Regions from separate parts of the Mus musculus genome. Here region 2 is linked to region 1. Evidence: chromatin loops called from intact Hi-C (ENCODE). Cell type or tissue: heart. All regions are shown on one strand. Links, peaks and the distances in the headings refer to the core of each region. The heading gives the core; the rest is flanking DNA.

What was found. Peaks named below come from ENCODE experiments on the same cell type or tissue, not always from the same donor. Only the 100,000 strongest peaks of a DNase experiment are listed, where the experiment ranks them.
Region 2: a loop joins it to region 1, with 30 times the contacts of the local background. A loop is called at or near these places in 8 of 42 quality-filtered maps.

The regions. Positions count from the first base shown.
Region 1 is chr19:6,939,736-6,949,348 of GRCm38, reverse strand. Gpr137 (G protein-coupled receptor 137) reads left to right here and starts at 8,156. Exons shown (of 7, transcript NM_207220.3): 1 at 8,156-8,866; 2 at 8,948-8,997; 3 at 9,595-9,613. The coding sequence starts at 8,510. It overlaps Bad (BCL2-associated agonist of cell death), which reads right to left and starts at 6,787. Exons shown (of 4, transcript NM_001285453.1): 1 at 6,725-6,787; 2 at 6,303-6,482. The coding sequence starts at 6,474. It also overlaps the pseudogene Gm19053. In heart, for the core only: a CTCF peak has its summit at 7,462; DNase peaks (open chromatin) are centred at 6,858, 7,498, 7,788 and 8,538; H3K4me3 peaks cover 2,591 bases; H3K27ac peaks cover 2,555 bases.
Region 2 is chr19:6,240,777-6,250,389 of GRCm38, reverse strand. Atg2a (autophagy related 2A) reads right to left here and starts at 8,722. Exons shown (of 40, transcript NM_194348.3): 1 at 8,424-8,722; 2 at 5,801-5,963; 3 at 5,551-5,703; 4 at 5,242-5,344; 5 at 4,697-4,931; 6 at 3,990-4,086; 7 at 3,741-3,902; 8 at 3,498-3,638; 9 at 2,514-2,751; 10 at 2,280-2,427; 11 at 2,101-2,193; 12 at 463-618; 13 at 123-366. The coding sequence starts at 8,594. In heart, for the core only: CTCF peaks have their summits at 4,427 and 8,669; DNase peaks (open chromatin) are centred at 2,469, 2,699 and 7,889; H3K4me3 peaks cover 1,440 bases; H3K27ac peaks cover 1,773 bases.

The DNA of each region.
Region 1 (9,613 bases), core at 640-8,639:
TCAGTCTTTGTCTGTGGCACAGGGACAGCCTGTCTCATAGTCACCACTCCACCCTGTCCTTTGAGCATCCATTGGTTTCTTGGCTCCTGTGTGGCAGATGTGGAGTTCTCCCATCTTACATAGAAGTCTGACACCGAAAGGAACATGCCTGCCTTGTGCTGGTGCAGCCCATCAGCACCGAGTAATGAACCTGAGCCCTGGAATCAAGGCGTTTGTGTGCTGAACTGGTGGTGGCAAGGCGAATGTCTTCCAGGTGGCCTTGGTTTGAGCTCAGCCTCCCCTCCTTCATGAAGAAGCAAAACAAGGGCTGGTGAGATTGCTCAGCCAGTGGAGGAGCACTCAGTACAGCCAGATGAGCTGAGTGGGGCCGTGGAATCCATGGAAAGGGAAAAAGAGCCCCCACTAGCACCCGGACACGTGGCACCCGCACCCCTTCCTGAACAAATCTGCTTTCAGAAGCTACGTTAAAATCCTTGTTTAGCACCAGGCATTGTAGCACTCAGCTTTAATCCAAGCACTCTGGAGGCAGAGGTCTTTGGATCTCTTGAGTTCAAGGCCAGCCTGGTCCAAAGTGAGTTCCAGGATGGCCAGAGTTACATAGAGACAATCTCAAAACACAAAAGAAATAAAAATCCTTGCTTAACATGCTCAAGGTTCCATCCCAGCACCTTACAAACCAACCAGTCAGTCAGAATGCTGACCAGGCCAGGCTGGACGATCCCTTTGGATCTGTTCATTTAGTTCTTAACTCCTATGGAGGCAGCTCCTCTTTTTACAGGAAGTGAAACGAGGGCAAACAGTGACAAAGACTGGTACACACCAGTCTGACTCTGGGGTCTGTGTTTTGTTCATGTCCCAGCCCCCTTCAGCAGTACCACAAACCACCTTGGTGGCCCAACTAGGAGGAGTCATGTTCTCCCGCCCTGACTAATGTCAGCCATGCCAAGAGCCATGCTGTGCCATGGAGAACTGTTGATTACTAAAGGCACTCAGCAATGCCAAGCACCTCAGCGGCAGAATGCCATCCGTCTGTGTCAGAGCATTTGTGCTGGCTGATGAGAAAGGGGCTCAGGTGGCAGAAATGCTGACCTTAAACTTCTGGTCCTCCTGCTCCTTCCCCCACAGCAGCTCATGTGGTGCTGAGGCTAGAAGCTGAGGCTAGAAGCTGAGGCTGCACGCACACTTAGGCAGATATTCCACAGTCTGAGCTGCATCTCCAGCCCCTTAATGGAATTTTAAAAATTATGGGAAAGAACCTGGAGATTCTGTGAACTACTAGGACAAAGAGGGTGGGTAAGGTGAGGCCTAGGCCTGCCTCATCCCCCCCCCCCCCCAGGTGGGGGAAGCAGCGAGAAACCGGTTGATAGGCACCTTTAGCTCCTTACCCACAGGGCTTCTGGGTAAGTGGGTGTGGCTGAACCAGCAAGTCCACAGTGCAAGAAGAATCCTAGCATACTCCTCTAAAATCGGTGGGAGTGCCTAGGGGATGAGAGCATGGAAAGGTGCCTGCCACCAAGCCCTCAATTCCTAAGACTAAAGAGAGAAGAGGAGAGAACCAAATTAACTCCTAAAAAGTATCCTCGGAGCTGGTGAGATGGCTCAGTGGGTAAGAGCACCCGACTGCTCTTCCGAAGGTTTGAAGTTCAAATCCCAGCAACCACATGGTGGCTCACAACCATCTGTAATGAGATCTGATGACCTCTTCTGGTGCGTCTGAAGACAGCTACAGTGTACTTATATATAATTAATAAGTAAATAAATAAATAAATAAAAGTATCCTCTGATCTCCATACATGTCTTTATACACACAAAATAACTCGTTAAAAACAAACAAACAAACAAACAAACCCAAAAAACTGTGGTGACCAGGGAGGAGAGTAATAAAAACAAAACCATTGTTTCCCAGACGCTTCCAAGCACAGTGAGGCTCTGCCCGCAGGCAGGGCAGACCACTCTGTCTGCCTCGTCTCCACAATGGCCTGCCCAGACCTGTGCAGTAGCCTTGAGGAAAGGCATTTTAGAGTCTAGCCTGGGGCCTTACCTGGCCCTGCTCGGGCCAAACATTCTGTCAGAGCCTCTATAACAACAGCGCAGCTTGCTGGTACCTGGATTCAGAGACAAAATGTCCCAGAAAACACCTTTGTGCCCACCACTGCTTCACTCAGTAACACTGAAATGTGATTTTCACACAGTTCTTACCTGTTATAATAAAATACTTTGTTCCCTGGATTTTGTCCCTTTGCCACTTCAATAGATAAAACTGTTCCCAGCTAGGCGTGGTAGCTCATGCCCTTAGTCCAAAGCCCCTGGGGGTAAGAGGCGTGAGTTCAAGGCTAGCAGAGCTAGTTCCTGAAAAGCCTGAGCTACACAGAGAAACTCTGTCTCAAAATAAAGCAGAACTATTTCCTGAAGTTGGTATAAACTGGTAGTCCCAGCTACTTGCTAGTTGGGTGTCTGAGGCCAGATGGTTGCTTAAGCCCAGGAGCTTGCGGTCACCCTGGGCAGCAGCACAGTGAGACTCGGTCTCACCAAATGTGACAAAGACTGGAGATGTGGTTCAGTGAGAGAGTCCTCGCCTAGTAAGCTGAGGCCCTGGACCTGGATCTTAAAACCTCAAAACACAACAAAAATATTCCTAGCTCAGGAGCTGTACAAAAGCACAGGGATTATTTGGTCCATGTCTAAATCCCTGTTCTAAAATCCAACTATGCCACCTTCAGTGGCTCCCCATTGTTTATCTGTATACCTTCGAGTCACCTCTGTCCTGAGTCTAACCTATACCTTATGTTTGCCAGGCAAGAGCAATGGATGTTTAAGGCACTGCATAAATTGTACTTACTACTGAAGGAACCCTAGGTCTGCAGAGAATGAGCCAACTCAACAGCAACAATGATACCCACAACTAGGGTGGTGGTCGGGCCTAGGGCCTCCATCAGGTCTCCTCTGTGCCAGGCAGTTTCTAAGCAGTTACCGGAGCCCTGAGAAGTAGGACCAGCTCTATTCCCATTTCACAGTTTAGGAATGAAGGCAGAAGCAGTTGGCCTCTCAGTCTGCACTTAGAAGGCCTCCTCGGCTACAGCAATCTAGCCCAGAGGCCAGCACCGGCTGCTTCTCCCATCTTATGGCCTCCCCACTCTCTTCCTACTGTGCAGTCCCTGTGTGCTGCAGTTCCTGCCCTATGGATGCCCACAGCCCAGTGGACCTTGGTGCAGATAGTCAGGAGAGGTAGGACTAGGGTGAGCTGACTGTGCACACAGAGATGGCACACAGAGAAGGTCCATAGCTCTGGCAGGTCTGACACTTGCAGATCTCACTTGTGTTGCTTTTGCTTTGCTGAGACAGGGTCTAAGTAGCCTAAGCCATCCCCAAACTCATCTGTGCTTGGTGCTAAGTTTATCGGCATATACTACCATACCCAGTTCTGCATTTGAGACCACTGAAAAGTAAATCAAATGTTTATGAATTCCATCACCACCTGCCACACACACACACACACCCCACACACTGGCCCAGGGAGTGTCTGTCTCTGCCTAGCATGGGATGGGAGGGAAGCAAAGAGGACACACGTTCAGCTACCTTCCCTCCCCATGGCTGTTTGCCCTGGTCGTCTTCATTCACAGCAGCTCTCCTTCATGGAGCTGGGGTACACCTCTGCTCCTCCCAGCAGCAGGCCCTGCTTCTACTGCGCTCCCTAAAGCTGTTTGCAAAGCTGTCAGTGTCCCTCCCCCACTTCAAACCTCAGGCTTGCCCTTCCTCCTATGAGTGTCCCCACCTTTCCTTCCAGTCTCTCATCCCAGACCCTGTCACTTTGTCCTAGCATGATGCCAGCCAATTGTCACCTCCTTCCTGTTGAAGCACCGAGTAGATGTAATACTCAAGGCAGCTCCTCTTTTGGGGGCTAGACCAGCACACCCCTCAACCACAAGACAGAAGCCAGGTTCCTCAGTTCCATGTTGCTGGGACAGCTCTAAAGAGGGGGCTTCTAGCCTGGGGTTGTCTGGACAAGGCCGGGCCCTTCACTCTGCAGACTGGAGTACTGTGACGAAGCAGTGCGGGACCCCAGCCAGGCCCCACCTGTGGACGTGCACCAGCCGCCTGCCTTCCTCCACAAGCTGCTGCAGCTAAGTGGGGTCTGCCTATACTTTGAGGAGCTGCCCTCCCAGGCAGACCCACCACAGCCACCTCTGCAGATCGCAGCTGCACGTGGAGCTCATGGTGAGGCTGAAGCAGAACAAGGCCTTCCCAGGCCCCAAGGTGAGTCCCAGCCATGGGGAACTTGATCCGTGGGGCTGGAAAGACAGCTCAGGGGTTCAGAGCACTGGCTGTTCTTTCAGAGGTCCTGAGTTCAATTCCCAGCAACCACATGGTGGCTCACAACCCTGTATAATGGAATCTGATGCCCTCTTCTGGTGTGTCTGAAGACAGCCACAATGTTCTCACATTAAGTAAACAAGTTAATTAATTAACTAATTAATTAACTTTTTTAAAAAAGGAAAGAAAAAGAAATCTGGAGATATGCCCAGCAGTGGTGGTGTACATCTTTAATCCCAGCACTTGAGAGGCAGAGGCGGATCTCTTGAGTTTGAGGCCATCCTGGTTGAGCACAGTAATCCAGGACAGCTAAGGCTATACAGAGAAACCCTGTCCTGAAAAACCAAAAATTAATAATAATAAAAACTAATAAAAAAGGAATAAGAAAGCTGAAGGTTAAAAGAAGGGATGGGGGGAGGGGACTGGAAAAATGGCTCAGTGGTTCAGAGCATTTATTGCTCTTGCACAGGATGTGAGTTCAGTTCCCAGCAACCACCTGTAACTCCAGCTTTTTTTTTTTTTTTTAAAGATTTATTTATATGTAAGTACACTTTAGCTGTCTTCAGACACTCCAGAAGAGGGAGTCAGATCTCGTTACGGATGGTTGTGAGCCATGTGGTTGCTGGGATTTGAACTCTGGACCTTCGGAAGAACAGTCGGGTGCTCTTACCCACTGAGCCATCTCACCAGCCCCCTGTAACCCCAGCTCTAGGGGATCCAACACCCTCTTCTGGACTCCAAGCCTGCACTTGCACATGTGCATTTTACACGGGCATACATATACAAATAATTTAAAAAAGGAAGTGGAGTGCCAGGCATGGTGACCTGTGATCCTAGTACTTGGTAGGTAGAGGCTGGAGGATCAGGAGTTCAAGGCTAGTCTCAGCTGTATAGAAGTTTGAGACAGTCCAGGGATACATGAGGGGGTAGGGATAAGTTAAGTTCTATGGAGCCAGTGACAAACCTGGTTGAGCTCAGATTTCTCTGGCTATACAGGGTCAGCAATGGGAAGTGGGGAGTATAACCAGTATCTCCAAGGCCTCTCCTTCCATCTTGGCACTCACTCACACTTTCCAGCTTCACACGGCTCTTGTTTGTCACTTAGGGTCACCTGCCTGTCCCATCTGGGCAAGAATAGTCGGGCTGAAGGCGAGCCATAGAGTAAGAAAGAACCTACTGAGCTGGGCGGCGGTGGTGCACGCCTTTGATCCCAGCACTTGGGAGGCAGAGACATGAGGATTTCTGAGTTCAAGGCCAGCCTGGTAGTAAATGCTCTGAACCACTGAGCCATTTTTCCAGTCCCCTCCCCCATCCCTTCTTTTAACCTTCAGCTTTCTTCTTCCTTTTTTATTAGTTTTTATTATTATTATTTATTTATTGGTTTTTCTGTAGGAGTGAGTTCCAAGATAGCCAGAGCTACACAGAGAAACCCTGTCTTGAAAAACCAAAAAATAATCATTTTAAAAAAAGAAAGAAAGAAAGAAAGAAAGAAAGAACGAACGAACGAACGGACCTACTGGCCACTTCTTGGGCTGGAGAGATGGCTCAGTGGTTAAGAGCACTGACTCCTCTTCCAGAGGTACTGAGTTCAATTCCCAGCAACCACATGGTGGCTCACAACCATCTGTAATGGGATCTGATGCCCTCTTCTGAAGACAGCTACAGTGTACTCACATACAATAAATAAATGAATAAATAAATAAATAAAGAGAAAAGTCACTTCTTTGGGGCTCTGCTTACCTCCCACTGATCTTGGGGACATAATAAGGGGGTCTGTTTTCAGCATTCAGTGAGTCAGCTTAATCATTAAGGGCATACCATACATCTCTGTGAATTAGCCCAGTGATGGTTTGTAGAAGAAGCAATCTGATGAAAGGAGCTATCTGGGGCTTCCCAAGAATCTTTAGGAAGTATGGCTGCAACAGCAACGTAAGGGGCACCTGAGAGTCAGGGGGCATGGGACAGGCAGATAATGGTAGTGAGGAACCTACCTCCATGATGACTGTTGGTGGCTGCCCGTCCCTGCTGATGAATGTTGCTCCCCAGGAGACCTGGGGCCAGGTAGGGACCTGGCTGGTCCTCAGTGAGGCTAGGGCCCAGGCCCCTATCTGTAGCACTAGCGTCTTCCTGCTCACTCGGCTCAAACTCTGGGATCTGGAACATACTCTGGGCTGTAGAGACAAGGTAAGAAGTACTCACTACACAGCTAGGCAAACAGTGTTTATGAGAAGCAGAGGAGAGGTACTCCTGTCTCCCTCTCCCACCACGGTAGCTCAACTCCCCAAATCTTCCCAATCCCTCATTTGTCTGCTCAGTCTGCCTGGCTGTCGCCCGAATATTAAATCTCTCTTCAGAGCTCTGTCCAGACACTAGTGCGCTCCCCCTGCCCGTTAGGACCGGGAATAGGTCTCACCCCAAGCCCGATCTCGAGGCCCCTGACCCGGGCCTGCCTCCTCCCTCCAGTTCTAAGGGCGCCCGGCCCTAGTTTCCTGGGCGACGAGAACTGTCACAGATCTGACCCAATCAGTTTTCGAAGTAAATCCCGGGTCGGCCTGGAGGCGGGGCCACCCCAAGCCAGGTCCCACCCCTGCGCCGACCTGCTGGTCTCCACCGCCTTCCTCCCGCGTCGCTCCCCAGGCTCCGGATTCCGGGATCGGACTTCCTCAAGCCTAGGGCGTGTGCAGGAGCCAGCGAGGGCTGCTTTGGGGTTCCCATTTGGATCCTGGAGGCCTGCTTCGGCTGATAAGTCCTCCAGCCCTTCTGGGCCCGAATTCCCTCCTGTAAAATGGGGTTAATGACACCTCCCTGGGGAGCTGGTGAAAACTCTGTAAACAGCTTAGTGATTACTTATAGAGCCGTTCACTGAAGCTCGGCCGTCGGATGCAATGGTCGTTGCGATGGTTATTGCTCCCCCTGGACCGAGTGACCGGGATGGGAAGACCAGCTCCTTCTTCCCGATCGTGGAGGCCTTGCACTGCCCGTCTTGGGGACAACCCCCCGCGCCATTTCGGGAGCTCCTTTACGGCAGGATGGCCGCCCGGGTGCGGAAGAAGGGACGGGGCGCCCAGGAAGGCGAGCCGTGGGGCTCCAGGGGCCTCTGCTGCCAGGATAGGTGTGCGTACGCTGCCCCGGGCCGGAGCGCGGGGCCTGCAGACAGAAGCTAGGGGGCGGGGTCCGGGTACCATCTTGGTTGTGGGCGGAAGTTTCCTTCAGTGACCCTGTGCGGGGAAGTCGTTGCCGCCCCCCATATGGGCACGCCGAACGCGATGTGGATTTGGGAATCTAAGCGTGGGAAATGGTAGTCCCCAAACATTAAGAGCTGGCGGTCCATGGCACTGGTAGCCCAGGTGCTTGCTGCGTGCGGCCTGCTCTACTCTCGGCCGCCCGCCGCCATCCGTAACCCGGGACACCCGCCGGCAGCGCACCTTGCGGCGATTCTCGAAGAGATGCACGCCGGGCGCGGCGCATGGCTTCGGAGTCCCTGCCGGTCGCTACGCAGTTTACGTAGCGAACGGACGTCCGCGCAGGCGCAGGAGTGGGGCGGAGCAGAGGGAGCCGGGGAGCTGGAGCCCGGTGTCCCGGCGACCGGATCCCGCTTACCCCGCAGCGGCCTGAGACCTGACATCGACTTCCTCTTATTCACCGGGGCTGAGGGTGGACGCGGTGGGGGAACACGTCTGGAATCTTGAGGACAGAGGAAGAAGCCTCCCAATCCGGATTATTGGAGGGGAAAGAGGAACCAAGCTTGGGGAGGGGGAGAGCGGGGCGTTGGGCGCCCCCGCAGCGGCCGCTGTCCTAAGCTGACGGGCATCGGCCGGCTCTCCCCCTCCTGCCAGCCGGACACGAGCAACCAAGGCCAGGGACTCTGTGCCACTGCATCCTCGCATCTTGGCTCTGGGGCTGGCCCAGGGAGGGACACCCCCAACCCCCATTTCATTTGCCCTGGGTAGGAAAGACCACTTTATACACTCCAGAGTGACGGGTCTAGGGCCCAGGGCCCAGGTTACCCGTGCCCACCCCCACCCCCACCCCCACGCCCGACTCTGCTGAGAAGGAAAGGCCTGACAACCTCAACTTCTTTTTTCCAGAGTTTCCAGGTCTCACCACCTATTGCAGGTCCCACCCCTCCGTATTTATTTCCCTGGCTTCTGGCCAGCCCTCTATCTCTGTCTCCGGGTTTCAGGCCTCCCTCCTTGACATGGAGAGTAACCTGTCTGGTCTGGTGCCTGCAGCTGGGCTGGTACCTGCACTGCCGCCTACAGTGACCCTGGGGCTGACCGCTGCCTACACTGCCCTATATGCTCTGCTCTTCTTCTCTGTCTATGCCCAGCTCTGGCTGGTGCTTCTGTATGGGCACAAGCGCCTCAGCTATCAGACAGTATTCCTGGCGCTCTGTCTGCTCTGGGCAGCCTTGCGTACCACACTTTTCTCCTTCTACTTCCGAGATACTCCCAGGGCCAACCGCCTGGGGCCCTTGCCTTTTTGGCTTCTCTATTGCTGCCCTGTCTGCCTGCAGTTCTTCACACTGACGCTTATGAACCTCTACTTTGTGCAGGTAACCACGGGAACCGGTGTGGTGGGAGTAGGAGGGCAATCTCAATGGTCCAAAGGAGTGATGGGGTATCTCTGCTCCCAGGTGGTGTTCAAGGCCAAGGCGAAGCGTCGGCCAGAGATGAGCCGAGGCTTGTAAGTACTGGAGATGTCAATGGGTCAGTGGCAGGGAGGAAGCCCACCCAGCAGGGTTGAGACAGGAGGAACCTCAGAAGTATTTGTGATAGAGCTTGAGAAACCTGAAGCGTCTGATACAGACATCTATGATAGTGTCAGGGGAGAGAGACCATCAATATCACCTGTGGTGGAGAAAGATGGAGGCTCCAACCCATGGAATGCATGAAGTCCTGCTGCACTTTTAGTGACCTTGGCTGCAACACCCCTGTCCTTACACAGTGCCTTCTAGTTTATAAAGATATTTCACATCTCACCTGAGGTGCTATTCCTATCGTCATTTGAGAGGATAACTGAGGCCCAGTTAGACAAAGCACCATGTTCAAGGTCACACAGCTGGAATGAGGCCCACTCAGGAACAGATGTTTGACCCGGTGCTCCTATGATGCTGTAGCTCTCAATCACCCCCTCAGTTTCCTCATCTGCAGAAAGAGATGAGCAGAGTTTAGGTGTGGCCATCTGAGTTCTAACTGACCCTGGGGTCTCCTGAGGAGTCAGGGTTGCTGGTGAGGGCCGAGGGGATCCGTGGTCTGGGGCTGACTTTGCTGTGGGCTGCAGGCTGGCTGTCCGAGGGGCC
Region 2 (9,613 bases), core at 675-8,674, 700 kb after region 1:
GCCTCATAGCTGCCTCTTCCCTGTTCCTCACCATTGCTCCCCCAGAGTCACATCCGTGTCCCTGGGATAAAAAGGGACACCTGTCCTGGGGCCCACCCCAGCTGTTTCCTAGACAGGATTACCTTGCAGGTCTGAGCAAGTAAGTTCCAGGCGGGTAGGAGCTGGGGGGCCAGGCCCACTGTTGAGCTCTGAGCGGAACTGGGGCTCACTCAGCTCCAGTCGCAGCTGCTCAGCCCGCACAGCCTGGCCAGCCCAGGGGTCCCGGTCAGGCCGTAGGTCTGGGATGGGGAAGCGTAGCCTCAGGGTGGCCCGGGGTGCTGAGAGACGAAACACTGTCTGCAGCTCAGTGGCCTGTGGGGGCTCTGTCTGTGGAAGGGCGGGGGGGTCAGAGCTGCCACAGGGGACTGACAGAGCTTAAGTGCCCACTTCCCACCCCAGCACAGAATCAGCAGGGCATCTCACTAGTAGGCCAGCAGGTGGCTCAGAGGGTGTGGTGACTTGACGGAACAAGGCAGCAAGGCGGTCCAGGGACCCCAGCTCCACATCAGATTGGAAGTCGGCCAGGTCCAGGGACAGTTCTGAGTGACAATGGCAGGCAGTGGAGCGCCGGGACCGGCTCTAGTTAGGGGTAATGTGAATAGGTCAGCAAGGGTGAGCAAGGACAGGGGAGGAAGCAGCTTCCATAACCAAAGTTCCTAGGCCTCCTTCCCAGCGGTGGGAAGGAGCTGGGTCAGGAGCCACATCGGGGTCAGAAGGGGTTGTAAACCCTGCAGTGACAGGGACCACAGCGCCACTGCACAGCTCCTTTATTACTTCTTCTTCTTTTGTTTTTAAGATTTATTTGTGTATTTATTTATTTATTAATTATATGTAAGTACACTGTAGCTGTCTTCAGACACTCCAGAAGAGGGTGTCAGATCTCATTACGGATGGTTGTGAGCCACCATGTGGTTGCTGGGATTTGAACTCAGGACCTTTGGAAGAGCAGTCGGATGCTCTTACCCACTGAGCCATCTCTCCAGCCCCCCCTTATTACTTCTTATTTTGATACAGGAATTCGTTAGATTGATTGACTTAGGTTGCCTGGCCTTGACTTGTCTTCTTGCCTCAGCTTCTCAAACGCTGAGCCCACAGGGCTACAAGGCCTGTGCTACCACACTCACATGCTACCACACTCACATGCTACCACACTCACATGCTACCACACTCACATGCTACCACACACTCACATGCTCACACACACTCACATGCTCACACACACTCACATGCTGACACACACTCACATGCTACCACACTCACATGCTACCACACTCACATGCTCACACACACTCACATGCTGACACATACTCACATGCTGACACTCACTCACATGCTCACACACACTCACATGCTGACACTCACTCACATGCTGACACACACTCACATGCTACCACACTCACATGCTCACACACACTCACATGCTGACACACACTCACATGCTGACACACACTCACATGCTGACACACACTCACATGCTGACACACACTCACATGCTCACACACACTCACATGCTGACACACTCACATGCTGACACACACTCACATGCTACCACACTCACATGCTCACACACACTCACATGCTGACACACACTCACATGCTCACACACACTCACATGCTGACACACACTCACATGCTGACACACACTCACATGCTCACACACACTCACATGCTCACACACACTCACATGCTCACACACTCACATGCTGACACACACTCACATGCTGACACACACTCACATGCTCACACACACTCACATGCTGACACACACTCACATGCTGACACACACTCACATGCTACCACACTCACATGCTCACACACACTCACATGCTGACACACACTCACATGCTGACACACACTCACATGCTCACACACACTCACATGCTCACACACACTCACATGCTCACACACACTCACATTTTTGTCGTATGCTGGTGCTCAACACGGGCAGGGAAAGGGATAGCAGGCTACAATCATAGCAAGGTCAGAACGGGGACAGGCCTGCCAGAGCCCCTGGAGGGAGGGAGACACAGCCTGGCCATGGCAGCCAGCGCTCTGGCTTACCTTGAGCACCCGGCGAATGGTCTGTGTGTGGCGCAGATGGGCGCAGGGTCGGGCTGAGGCTTCGGAGCCAGAGTGACTGGGGAAGCTCAGGATCTGCAAGGGAAACCCACGGCAAACAAGGTCAGGCTGGCCCGACACCCACCGGAAGGAACCCAGGCCTGCCCTTCCTCTGTCCTCACCTCCGTGTACTCTGGCTCTGTGGCAGCCCTGGGCCATAGGCACTCCAGCACCTCCAGCTGTCCAAAGTGCACTTCGGTGCTGCTTGTCCTCCGGCTGTGGCTGCCCGTGCGCAGCTCCCAGGACAGCTGCACGGCTGTGCCAGTTAACCTGAGGGCAAGGACACAAGTTTCAGCGGGTGGGTCGTGGGCTTTGGGTATTCCCCGTAAGTCCCTGGCTCGGGCTGTAGTGCATACCGGACGTGGCTACAAGGGCAGGCCCTCTGGAAGCGTGGCCTGAGATGGGAGAAGTCCCGGGAGCCGAATGGCCCATCTTTGGCAGCATCGAACTCAGCAAAAAAGTGGGTGGGGAGGTCAGATGGTCCTGAAGACGGGGAAGCAGTCTGCAGCAAGGTCAAGCTCACACCGCCCAAGGTCATCTTCACCAGTGAGTCAGGGCGTGTGGTGTCCAGAAGGGGAGTTGGGGCCATCTTGCCTGAGGGAACAGAGGCTTCAATAGGGCATCCTTGGTGTCTTAGTGCAGTCACAGCTGGCCACTGAGCAGGGGTTGAAGGCACCCTGGCTAGGCTGGGCAGTGGTGGCAAACGCCTTTAATCCCAACACTTGGGAGGCAGAGGCAGGTGGATGTCTGAGTTCCAGGACAGCCTGGTCTACAGAATGAATTCCAGGACAGCAAGGGCTACATAGAGAAACCCTGTCTCAAAAAAAAACAATAGTTTTTTTTTGTTTGTTTTTTGGGTTTTTTTGAGAAGAAATAATACAGTCTGGCTAAGCTGGACTGTGGGATGCTAAATCTGTCGTATCACATGGGTCGTGAAGGCAAGTTCATCAGGGTGACACCAAATTCTTCTTGCATGCTAGACCCTGGGACAAGGCTCAGTTTAATCCTGAAGGTGCTAGAAGGGTCAGTTGATATGACAAAGCACTCATACCAGCCTCTGACCTACACACTGCCTGTTCACTAAAACGTACAGCCTGGTCTTACCATGCGTGTTCTGTAGAAAGGGGATCCGAGTCCCGAAAGCACTCACTAAGAAACCTAGACTGTGTATTATTTCGCCTCCCCAGCTTCCACTGGCAAGTTAGGACACTGAGGAACCCCACTGTCGGTGGGTCTACAGGCATGGCTGGAGCCTCCTGCTTCTATCCACCCACTGTCCTGAGGCTCCTTCCGCCACACCTCGCTCCTGAAGTAAACATCTCTGAGAGTCACTGACTTACCACCCGAGTGGGGTGGGGTTGAGGGTCGGTGGAAGGCCATGTTGCTGTGAACAGAGGAGCCCAGGTCTACGCTGTACACGGAGAGCTCAGAGACAGCCGATGTCACACTGCTTGTGAGGCCGGCCATGGAGAAGAAGAGGTCTGGGGGGTGAGGTGAGGGGCAGTCAGAAACAGACAGGTTTGGCCCCTCAGCTTTTCCACTGACACAAATGCCCCTTCAATTGGAAAGGGCCTGGCACCCACCCGTGCTGTCCAAATTGAGGGGGTTGGTGATGGGGTACAGGCTGAGGGACTCAGCCACAGCACCCGCCTGCAGCTGCTGGTTCAGATCTTGCTCAATGAGCCACAAGTCCTCAGCACCCAGTGGACGGCTCTTGTTCAGCTTGTCGGCCAGGCCTGCAGGGTCTGTGGGGAAGACATTTCAGCACAGCCTGCCTGGCTGTCCCGAGACCGCCCGTCTGCTCCCCTGCGCCCAGCACCCAGCAGCCTCACCTGCAAGGTTGACGGCACTGAGCAGCCTCTGGAGCTGCTGGAGCTGACGCGGGGTCAAAAGCAGGTGCAGGGATCCCAGTTGTCCTGATACCTCCAACTGGGGACCAAGTGGACAGCCATGGAGCCTTTATATGCCACCCAGCCCAAATGGCAGCCTACCTGCCCGTACTCTGGGGACACTGGTTGTACTGCTAAACTTGCTACCAAGCAGTTGAATGGTCTTGGCCAACTTGATTTTTCAGAGTCTGTTTTTCCAGTTGCCAAAAAGATAGTAATCTCTACTGTAAGAACTGGAATTACTCTGGAGTTGAACTTAAGGCAACCTTCCACTAGGCTCCCAAATGCTGGGATTATAGGATGATCTGCCATACTGGCTCTCCCCACTGGGGCCTGGTGTCAATCAACACTTCTGGGAACAGATCCAACATGGGTCAAACACTCGCTTGCTTTCCTTTCTTCCTTCCTTTCTTTCTTTTTTAAAGATTTACTTATCTTATTGTTTTATTTCTTAGATTTATTTATTTAGTACACTGTAGCTGTCTTCAGACACACCAGAAGAGGGCATCAGATTCCATTATACAGGGTTGTAAGCCACCATGTGGTTGCTGGGAATTGAACTCAGGACCTCTGAAAGAACAGCCAGTGCTCTGAACCCCTGAGCTGTCTTTCCAGCCCTACGGATCAAGTTCCCCATGGCTGGGACTCACCTTGGGGCCTGGAAAGGCCTCGTTCTGCTTCAGCCTCACCATGAGCTCCACGTACCCCGTGCAGCTGCCGATTTGCAGAGGTGGCTGTGGTGGGTCTGCCTGGGAGGGCAGCTCCTCAAAGTATAGGCAGACCCCACTCAGCTGCAGCAGCTTGTGCAGGAAGGCAGGCGGCTGGTGCACGTCCACAGGTGGGGCCTGGCTGGGGTCCCGCACTGCTTCGTCACAGTACTCCAGTCTGCAGAGTGAAGGGCCCGGCCTTGTCCAGACAACCCCAGGCTAGAAGCCCCCTCTTTAGAGCTGTCCCAGCAACATGGAACTGAGGAACCTGGCTTCCGTCTTGGAGGCTCAACCAGCCTTTGGTTCTGAGTCTCAAAGTTTTTAAGATCTAAGTGATTTTATGTCTATACACAGTTCAGGCTCCCAACATAGCCCACTTCCCAAATCTCACCAATGCCCAACCCAAGTCAAGCCTGTCCCTTCCCAGGAGCCTGGCTAGGAGAGGGGGAAGAGGCAGTTGTCTCCTGCCATTCCCCTGTACTCCTTACCTCTGCACTCGGACCTCCACAGCCACACTTCGATCCTCATCACCCAGTGAATGCTCCACCCTCACAACAGTGTTCAGGAAGGTCACCTTGATCCTCCGGAGCACTGTGGAAGGAAGGAAGGAAGGAAGGAAGGAAGGAAGGCAGGCAGGCAGGGAGGGAGGGAGGGTGTCTAGAGTTAGGTGGGGCATTGGGAAGCAAGGCAAGTTCCTGCCAGCCTGGGTAGGAAGGTGGCCACCGTATTACTATCTGAGGTCCCTGTCCTGTAGACTGGAGGGCCCAAGAACAGCCTAGCAGTAGGGACCTGCTCACCAGTCTCAATGGTCTGTGCAAACATTTCCAGCCCCTCCAGGGGCTGTGGTGGTTCTGAGGGTTCTGGCAACCCTTCCCGAAGGCACTCTTGAGCCAGCTGCAAGCTTGTGGTCATGCATGAGGCCCAACTCTGAGAGTCCGCAGCCCCTGGTCCTGTGGAAAAGAACAAGGGAGTCAGGATAAAAGGGCCCCGACTCTCCTGGGCCCATCCCCAGCAACTGCCTCCCCTGTGGTCTTACCCTGCTCTCACCTGAACCCTGGCGGGGCTGCAGGGTAAGCTGAAGGCCTGACACACACACAGTGCAGTGGTCAGTGAGAAGTGCAGCCCAGGGGACAGCCACCTCGATGGAGCTCACAAAGCCTTCCACCAGTTCCAGTGGTGACTCCATTGACCTCAAAAACTCGTTCACAGACTGGGTAAGAGGCAAGGGAAATAAAAATCAGCTCACCAAGACTCTGAATATGGCTACCTGCCACAGTCTCACACAGCCACTGTCTTGGAGAGCACTCTTGGCATGGTCATCCTTCTTTCTGCTACTTACAAGGCCTTCCCTTAGGCCCTGACCTGTTTCTGTCTCACTAGACAGTGCTCAGCCCTTTGGGCCAGCTAAGAAGTTTCCTTCTTATGTTTGCTTCAAAACTCTATTTACTGCGGGGTGTGGTAGCCTGCATGCCTTTAGCCCCAGTGCTCAGGAAGCATAGGCAGGTGGACTGTCTGGAGATCTAGGCCAGCCTGGTATACAGTTGGTTAAGTGCTTGCCCAACATGCAGTAAGCCCTGGGTTCCATCTCCAGCAGAGTACAACTGGATGTGGTGAGGCTCACCGTGGTCCTGACACTAGGGAAGCAAAGGCCAGAAGATCAGGAGGTCAAAGCTGTATATGCTGAGCTAGAGGCCAACCTGGGCTACATGGTATACGAGATTCTGAGCACCTTCTATGTGGCAACCAGAGGCTGCAGGGATAGATAATGAGTGCCTTCGTCTCCCAGCCTGGCTAGGTTGTAGCCAGGGTCTCAGAATGCCAGGCTCTGACTCGGAGTCACTGAGCACTAGGCAAGGGTGAGCAGAACCTGCATATAACCCAGCAGCACCCCAAAGGTGAGCCAGAGTGAGGAGGAAGCAGCCAGGTGGAGGAAGTAGGATGCTGGCCCACCCCAGGCATGAGAAGAAGCAGAGAGACCTAGTCAAGAGCAGCAAGTAACACATCTTCATCCTAGACAGGCAGAGTTCAAGGTTAGGTCCAGGAGAGGGATTGATCCAAGGCCAAATGACCCCAGTCCTAGACCCACAGTAGAGCTATACAATCAAGACATAGGAAGGGGATGCTGTGCTGGGTTTGTATCCCTGTCGGCCTGGGAACGCCTGAGGCCATGAGTCACTAGTCTTCTCCCTAAGAACCCAGGTGCTCTGGGTAGTACTCGGTAAACACCCGCTGAGCCCACGGATAAACAAACAAGGCCAGAGCCAGAGGCAAGCAGAGGTTGAGTCAACCTTCCTCTTCTATTGATGGGGACACTGAGGCCTAGGCATTTGTCTTAGTCACTCCAGGTACCAGGAAAGCTGAGGCTGGGAAGGGCTCAACTTGGTCCTTGGACCATGTAGTTGCTTGGAATGCCTTCAAGGTAGGGTTGTAGGGTGAAGAGCAGAGAGGGGTGGGCTTAAGTGAGGTGCCTGGGCTGTCTGGGAGAGGCTAGAAAACAGCCAGGGCCCTGGACAGCCCCCCCTCCCAAAAAAAAAAGAAACAAGAGAGTGGACTGAGAAGGCATTCTGGCTGAAAGCAAAAAAAAAAAAAAAGGGAACACCCAGATGTTGGATATTTTTCTGAGCGGTTTAAGAGGCGAAGGTCAGACACCTCTTATACCAGGCCATTAGAAGATGCCACCATCTCTTCAACCCATATTTGTTCCCAAAGGCATGGCTCACCTCTAGCTCTTTCTAAGTGAAGCTGCAGACCCATAGGCCAGCTAGAAAAGAGAAAGAGGCCAGCCCTGCCACATGCCCATTCTACTGCTCTTGGAGCTAGGATGACCCCATACCAGCCCTTAGCTGGAGCCTCTAATTGGTGGCTCCTTGGCTACTCCCAGCCATCAGCTGTGAGTCAATGCCCCTCACCTGCCACCCCCAGCCTCCTGCTCAACTCCATACCCTAGGCCTCAGACCTCCTGAGCATCAGGCCCAGCTTCTCCTCCCATCCCCCACCCCAGCTAGCCTGAAGCTAAACCTCTACACCTCTCCTGGAGGGCTGCCCTCCAGGTAGAGATGCCAGAGACCAAGTCCTTCCCTAAACCCAAGCTAGGCCCCTCCCACTCTCCCAAAAGCAGGAAGTAGAGAGCAGCAACAGTCACACGAGGTGTGGATCAACACAGAAGGCAGTGACGCTGTTGTTGACATCCACATCCGGGGGCGATCTCCACCCCTTATGCCCAGGATCATGGGGTGAGGAGGTCAGGACACATCTTTCTACAGGTGCCCCTGGCAGGGCTCTTAACACCCCCAAAGCCTCCCTGACTACCCTAGTTCCAGCTCTTGTTACTGCCTGGCTCCCCACAACATCTCTCTGCTCCCCTAGCTCCCGGGAATCCCCTTCCCCAAGCAGCTCTCCCAAACTCCGTATGATGATGGTGACATTTTTTTTTTTAAAGTAACACCTCACTTCCTAGTCTGTCTCTCCTAGAGAGGTGAAGACAGAGACTTCTCTCCTAGCTTCTGGTTAAGTGGTGACGGGCCAGCCAGGGGGCCTGGCGGAGGCGGTCGAGACCCACTGGCCTCTCCAAACACGGTGCCTGTCCTCCAGCCCAAACCTTCCGCGAGGACCCTTCGCTGGCCCGTGCTCCCTCTCTCCACACCATCCCACCTCTGCCCTGCCTCCTCACCCAGGTTTCCAGGTGAATATCCCGCAGGGCAACGCTGCCCTTGTACAGATCCAGGCTGAGCTGGTCCAGGCTGAGGTGCTCCTGAAAGAAGTGACCCAAGTAGTGCTGTAGCAAGTAGCGGCAGACACGCTCTTTCACACAGTTCGACCATGGCCACAGCCATCGTGACATCTCGGGGACCGCCGGGCCCGAGCCGCTTCCGCTGGCCGACAGCCGGCGATCTCGGTCCGGCTGTGCTGTTCACTAGAGCCCCCGGTTCGCCCCGCCGCTTCTCTCAGCGCCAGGCCGCGCCCCCGGACGCCCAACCACGCCCCCACGCTCGCTGCCATTGGTCATTGCGAAGGGCGAGGCCCACTGATTGGCCGCGGGAGGCGGAGCCTTGAAGAGCGAAAAAGGGACTGGGCTCTTTGCGAGATGAAATGCTCCCAATCGTAGTTTACGCTTGCGCGTAAATTCTGAGTGGGAGGACCTTTAACCTCCTTGCTTCAAGCTGCGGAAAGGCTGCAACCGTAGGGCGACAGTCCGGGCCAGGAAGAGTGCGCATGTGCCGATTTGTCCAACTTTTTTTTTTTTTTTTTAGGTGATTGGGAAGAATTTAAAGGAACAGTGACTCACCCAATTTGTAGACAAGCTTATCAGAGGAGTAAAGTCAGTGCGAATTTTGCAGTCTATCTTTTGGCAACAAATGCACATTTGCACTTTTATAAAACTTTTTTTTTTTTTTTTTTGGAGACAAGCTTTTCTGTATTTGGCGGTTCTGAAACTCACACTGTAGTCCAGGCTGGCCTTGAACTCATAGGATCCTCCTGCCTCTGCCTCTCTATGATGGAATTTAAGGCGTGCATACATCATCACGCCCAGCCCTATGAAACTTGCTTTAGTCCTTTATCTTTTTTCATTTGCTTATTTGTTATTTTATCTATTTACATTTCTGTTTGTATGTTTTTCGAGACAGGGTTTCTCTGTGTATCCCTGGCTGTCCTAGAACTCACTCTGTAGACCAGGCTGGCCTCTAAAGCCTGCCTCTGCCTCCCAAGTGCTGGCGTTAAAGGCGTGCACCACCACTGCCAGGCATCTATTTACATTTCAAATGTTATTCCTCCCAGTTTGCCTCCACAAAACCCCTCTCCCCACTCCTCCTAGCCGCTTATCTTATCCATTATTGTTAACAACTCCCTAAAAAGGCACTA